Regions from separate parts of the Homo sapiens genome. Here region 1 is linked to region 2. The links are chromatin contacts, found by Hi-C or POLR2A ChIA-PET in ENCODE. All regions are on one chromosome and are shown on one strand. Each heading gives the region's core, a stretch centred on a gene start or an enhancer-like site at or near the end of the contact. The rest is flanking DNA. Distances are from core to core; before and after follow the strand shown.

Region 1 (3,079 bases), core at 472-2,971, 38 kb after region 2:
GAGCAGCTAATTGTCTATGAAGGGCCCCCGTGTTTAAACGGGCTTGACAGGAATTTAAATTTTGTTTCAATCAACCCCTGTGCTCACAGCCTGCTCCAGTTTCTAATTTTTAAATTAAACATGACTTTTTTTTTAAGCCACAGCTTTGCCTCTGGAATACTCTCGCTCTAACTCTGGGGAAGGCAGATCGGCAACCCTGGAATGCTGGTTTATGCAGGGCCTGTGGCACCAGCTCTGGACTGGAAAGTCCCTTCTCCAAAACAAGCTTTCCTCCCGTCAGGGAGGTCAGCAGAGCTTCGGCTGGGCGCTGTCTCCTTCCTGCCTTCAGAAACGGCCCCCTTTTCAGCTCTCCTGTGCAGGCAGCAGTGCTGCATCATCTGGAAAGTGGGTTAAGCACCGAAGGAAGGTGTAAGGATGGCTTTTAGGGGACTGGCTGAATTATAACCCACTGCACGTCTGGTGCAGATTTGTATTGCAGAAGCCTTTTCTACTGTTGTGAGACATGGAGAGAAGCCGATGTGGGAATCACAGATGTGCATTTCAGTCTGCACTCGCCATTTTTATGTCTTAGCATCTGCTCTGTGCCCAGCATCCTGCCTGACACCGAGGAGGCAGCATGTCAGCCCCAAGTCCTGACCCCCCAGCCAGCTCACAGTCCAGTGAGGAAGGTGAGGGTAGACACAGCCAAGCACAGGATAGAATGTGAGAATTGCCAGAGACCCCCGCTCACCTTCTCCTCCCACCCTCACCTACCCCTTCACCTCAGGCCACTCCTGTGGAGTCCTGTGCTCCAAACTTCTGGCAGTCCCCAGATGCGTGAGGCATCCTCACACAGTCATGTCTTTGCTTGTGCTGTTTTCTCACCGCCAGATGGTGAACTTCTCCACCTCCGAAACCCAACTGGCACAACCTCTGTGAAGCTTTGCTAAGCGTGCTTCAGTTGGGTTGAGGACTTCCTTTTGCCTGTCACCCTTCACCCTGGCTAATACTTCTGTTAGTGCACTCGTCACGCTTTGTGGCAGTAACTTGTGGTAACAGTCAATAAAAGAGACCACAACCCCTCGAGGAAGAGATCATGTCTTATCTTTGTATCCTTAGCATCTAGCCCAGTCTCCAGCCTGAGTAGAATGCTCAAATATATGGTCATTGAATTTAAATGATATGAATTTAACAAGTGAAATGAATTTCTGCTAGGGGTATCTGGGGAGGCTTTGAGAATGGAGTGACAGGTGAGCTGGGACCCACGGACATTTGGGTATTTATGTGAGTATATTACTTTTCTGCACACAGATGTGAAAGGCAGCTTATATCATAAGTAAAAGTACCAGAGCCTCTAATAGCCACACTAGCCAGTATTCATACTACAATTTATTTTCTCTAAACAAACTTGAAGAGATTGAAGTAACAATTGCACCTAACTTGGGGCTGAAGATGAATCCAGAAAGGATCCTGTTTTATAATCTTTAAAAAATTGATTTATTATATAGAGAGAAATGGATCTAAACATAAAACATTTTAAACACTTAAGTTAGAGCATTCTTTCATCTAAGTTATCTCATTTGACCTTCACATGAACACTATAAGGATTATTCTTATTCCCATTTTACTGATGCATAAACTGGGTCTCAGAGAGGTTAATTTCCTTGCCTAGAGTCACACAGCCAGGAAAAACACAGGACTGTCCTACTGCACAACATCAAAGCTACACCCGTTGTTGCATAGTAGGCAGAGGATTGTTATTGTGGTTTAGAGAATTTCCGCTAAGTCAAACTATTTCTTGCAGTTAGAAAAATAAAGCTAAATACAAATACAGGACCACACAAACAAACTTGTAGGATTTCAGCAGAGTGTGCTTGTGAAGCCAATGCCCCTGTAGGATGCTTTGCTCAACTCCCTCCCTATGGTCCCTTCCACCTTGATGCCACAGGCTGCATCTGCAGGGCCGTGGTCGAGGCAGAGAGCAGATGGCTGCACACACTCTCCACCCATCCCCAGGTGGCAGGGTGGCCTGGTTGAAGCCTGAGCCTCAGTAGAGACAAAACACAAAAGAGGAAGTAATTACCAACAGTTTGCACCTGGTCTGTTAGTTGGTTATCTGAGGGGAAGCTGTGAGAATTTATGTAATCATTGTTTCTTTGGTTTTGGCAAAAACTGAGGGCAGAGTGTGTCCTGACAGCTGTCTGGTCACAAACCTTTCTGCCTTTCCACTTCTGCCATCATGGGTATAGAAATGGGCAACTTCCAAGAGATGATGTTCCTCAAGTTTGGGAGAAATTACCTTTAACTCAACAAACTTTTTACTGAGCACATTCGTGTTTAGCTGAACTCGGAGTATGGGCTGTGCACCAGTGGTAGTATCTGAACTGTTTGTTGTTTTTTCCCTGAGACAGGGTCTTACTGTGTCACCTAGGCTGGAGTGCAGTGACACGATCTTGGCTCAGTGCAGCCTCAATCTCCCAGGCTCAGGTGATCCTCCTACCTCAGCACCCGCCCTTCCTTGAGTAGCTGAGACTACACATGAACAACACTATGGCTAATTTTTGTATTTTCAGTAGAGACGGGGTTTCCCCATGTTGCCCAGGCTGGTCTCAAACTCCTGACCTCAAGTGATCCGCCTGCCTGGGCCTCTCAGAGTGCTGGGATTACAGGTGTGAGCCACCGTGCCCGGCCCCGAACTGTTTCTTAAACACAGGAAGATAAGGAATTTGTGCCAGGATATAAATCAAGCCTGTCTGAAAGCATTCTGTTTAGTTCAGTTCAGCTTTTTGGAGCAAAACGTTGTGAGCGAAGAAAGCTGTTTGCGGTTCACATTGCAGCATGGCTACTTGTATCATTGCAGGCCAGCAGCAAGCAGTTCACAGGACGACTACTTGAGTGGCACAGCTGTAGGGAATACAGAGGGCTATCAGACACTAATCCAGCAAACACAAATCCATCATACATGCAAACAAAGTAGTCAGGTCACACAAACAGGAAGCCAAACAATCGGGGTCCATCTTGAAGGGAGAGGGGAAACAGCAAGGAGAAGACAACCCACAGATGTCCACACCAACACAGGTGCTGGAGGTGTGGAGGCAGC
Region 2 (2,894 bases), core at 156-2,655:
ATGTTATAAGAATTTTCTAATTGCTAATGATGGTCCTTGTAAGGAAATATATGATAAATGTTACTATAATAATACCAAGACCTAACTGGTACTTGTGGCTGCCTTCTATGAAGTCATTCTTCCCCATTTAAACACATAAGAGTCTGCCTTACATCAGAATGAGACGTAACTATCCCCTGTTAGTGTGGTTTTAAATCTTGAATCTAACAGCTAATGAAAGAAAAAAAAAAATCTATGCCCAGAAAAGGGAAGAGGTTCATCTATCAAAATGCAACTAGTTCTAGAGACTGATTAACAAAGTGTGTGACTGGAACAATTACTGTTCTCTCATTGTCCCAAAGTACTAGTTAGACATAGAAAACACTCAACACACGCAAAATGTATAAGCAGGAATGAGGGCTTGGACAAGTTAGTTATAAACAGCATTTCATATGTTGTGAGGTGCAGGCAGTACATCAGCCCTAACAATATTATTGCGTTCCTCTGAACTCTGCTCTCACAGCTAAGCATTTGGAAGGCAGACCCAGAATAAAGATAGGCATTCACAAAGCCAACATTTTATATTGAGGACCCTTGGTTCCACTTTTAATGTGCTATAAACTAGGGGCTTCACTTTTTCATGAACTGTGTGCAAAAGCAGAGGCAATGACTGGAGGTTGACTGTTTGGATCTGTTTTATGGTTGCTGTGCCTATACAGTAATGTGATCTTGAAAAAGGTAAACAACAAAGAGTTTAGCAGTGAAAAATATGCCTAATATAAATACAGCCGAGTACATGGCAGTTCAGAATTTTAAAAATATGACTGTGGCATTAAATTTTCTGGTGGAATTAACAGAGGAACATAATACAGCCTTTATGGCAATATATCTGAGACAGAAAAAGGAGATAATACATCTAACTCTATGGTCTATGTGGCATTCATATAAAGAAAAGCACAGTAGCTTTATTTAATTGAGAAAATGAATCAATTACAATGATGTTGCATCATCAAATTCTTGTGAAATAGAAGATATAAGTCACTGCATTGTGTAACTGTTAAAAAGTAATTGAGTATCTTAAGCATTTTGAATCAATTTCAGGTACTGGCACTGTTACCTTAATACAAAATTTATGAAGATGATTTCATATAATATGTTGCTATCAAAACTGTATAATAAAACCTGATAACGTCTCTCTTTAAAAACCTGGGCAAAACAGTATAGTTATAAGATTATAAAAAAAGACTTTGATATTGCTGTTTTTCTCTTTCTTTTAATGAAGAGCAAGCATAAATAGTACAGTTTTAAGTTGACTTAGACTAAGCTTTTAACCTGCAAAATAGGGCAAACTAGAGACTTTAAGACCTCAGTTCATGAGGAAGTTTCCTCCCCTCAGTTAATCTGATTCACACAACTCATATGTTTCTGGGGACAGTGTTTCATAATCCATTTCTGAATTCATTTCAAAACCTCTCACTTAGAATGTTTGCTGCATGTTCTCCTCAGAGAATGTTGTCATCCCCCTGACTCTTGGAAATTTGTGAAACACATTCTCTTTGATGTCAGAAATGGATTTCTGATTCTTTATTCATTACAAATAACTCCGTTGTTGAAGCAGATATATCTTACTAGGAATGTAGGGGTGGGGGGAGTATCAGTGTGTGCTTGAAAAAAAAATAAAAGCAAACTCCATAGATATCTCATGTCATAGGAGAGGTTATCCAGGCTTTTCAGTATTTTTTTAAAGGTAGTTTGGCTTGTTACTGAAATTCTTAACCACTTCCGGGTGGTGGTTACAGCTCCGCCTTCCCTTGTAATGTAAATCTTTACCTGCAGAATCTTGTCTGGAAATACTCATGGACTGGAGAAACCAGAAGAAGCAGTAATTCAGGACAACATCAAGCAGGGACTATCAACATAGACTAAGCCAGTCAACCTGGGACAGAGGTTTCTGAAAGTAGTGATTGGGGAGGAAGTGATGAAAAGCCAATAAGAGCAATGAGTGGGCGCCGTGTTCATTTGACAAATATATGGGAAAACACTTTTTAAAACACTCAGGCAGTAGGAAGAAGGGTGTGCTGATCAGCCACATGGATGCAAAAGAAATGCATAAACATAGCTGCAGCTCTTGAGAAACTCACAGTCTAGGTGAGAGGAACCAACATGTCAAAATGGATAATTTATCAACAATACCATACCAAGTATAAATGTATACAAATACAGTTGTTTTCAAATAACTCTATGATCATAGGCAAGTGTAATACAGATGCTGGAAGGAAAGGAGCTCTGGAGGAGCCCCAGCACCACCACACCCTGGCGCTGAGGCCTCAGGCCCGGACACTGTCCTCTGATAGGCCCAGCTTTCCCATCATAGAATAAAGATGATCATCCCTGCCAAACTCAGGGTGGTTGTACAGATCAAATGAGTTTGTATATGGGAAAGAATTTTTTAAAACACCTTTAAAAACATATAAGGGATTATTACTAGTTTCCCTGTATTTTACCGGCTGGTTGGAGCCCAGTTATCTCAGAAAACAGTTGACCCATCAGTATTTGGTTCCTGAAAAGTTCTCTGTTAGAAAATGTAGTACCTGGAGTTTCATTTTCATTGAGTTTATAATAACTGTAAGCTTTATTTTTCCTGGATGGGGAGGCACTGAAGTGTTTAGTACTTTAATGACTAAGTGGATGTTTTATTAATTTTTATGTCACGTTTTAGTAGCTTTGTAAGAAATGCAGTTTATCAGTGTTAAATGTGTGAGCAGCCTGCCTTCAGAATGTTGATCAGAAATGCGCTCTTACTGGACTCTGCATTTATTCCCTAAAAATCAGTGTGAAACTTCCATGAATTTGATTTTCCCAGAGAGCATTGCTGCCCTGGAAACAGGCAGAAGGAACTTTGGAAAAGGTGGAGT

What was found. Hi-C counts contacts between places; a loop is a spot of excess contacts on that map. ChIA-PET counts read pairs that join two places held with the same protein, here RNA polymerase II (POLR2A). Pooled maps may share reads with other maps.
Region 1: a map with no recorded cell type shows a loop between it and region 2 (2.7-fold over the local background). The contact joins two enhancer-like sites. A Hi-C loop is called at or near these places in 2 of 168 maps with a recorded cell type or tissue (breast epithelium and mammary epithelial cell), 3 of 37 single-sample maps with no recorded cell type and 2 of 50 pooled maps. POLR2A ChIA-PET finds 5 or more read pairs at or near these places in 5 of 52 experiments (BJ, CD4-positive, alpha-beta T cell, OCI-LY7 and 2 more).

Annotation. Positions count from the first base shown.
Region 1 is chr15:67,782,575-67,785,653 of GRCh38, forward strand. The region is part of intron 21 of MAP2K5 (mitogen-activated protein kinase kinase 5); the gene reads left to right. Among named protein-coding and RNA genes, the nearest start is that of SKOR1, 41 kb to the right of the region's middle. RefSeq lists an enhancer at 1-178. Within about 2 kb of position 1,722, at least 5 of the 41 ENCODE cell types and tissues checked have a DNase peak (open chromatin) inside an H3K27ac peak, as active enhancers do.
Region 2 is chr15:67,744,811-67,747,704 of GRCh38, forward strand. The region is part of intron 17 of MAP2K5 (mitogen-activated protein kinase kinase 5); the gene reads left to right. Among named protein-coding and RNA genes, the nearest start is that of SKOR1, 79 kb to the right of the region's middle. Within about 2 kb of position 1,406, at least 2 of the 41 ENCODE cell types and tissues checked have a DNase peak (open chromatin) inside an H3K27ac peak, as active enhancers do.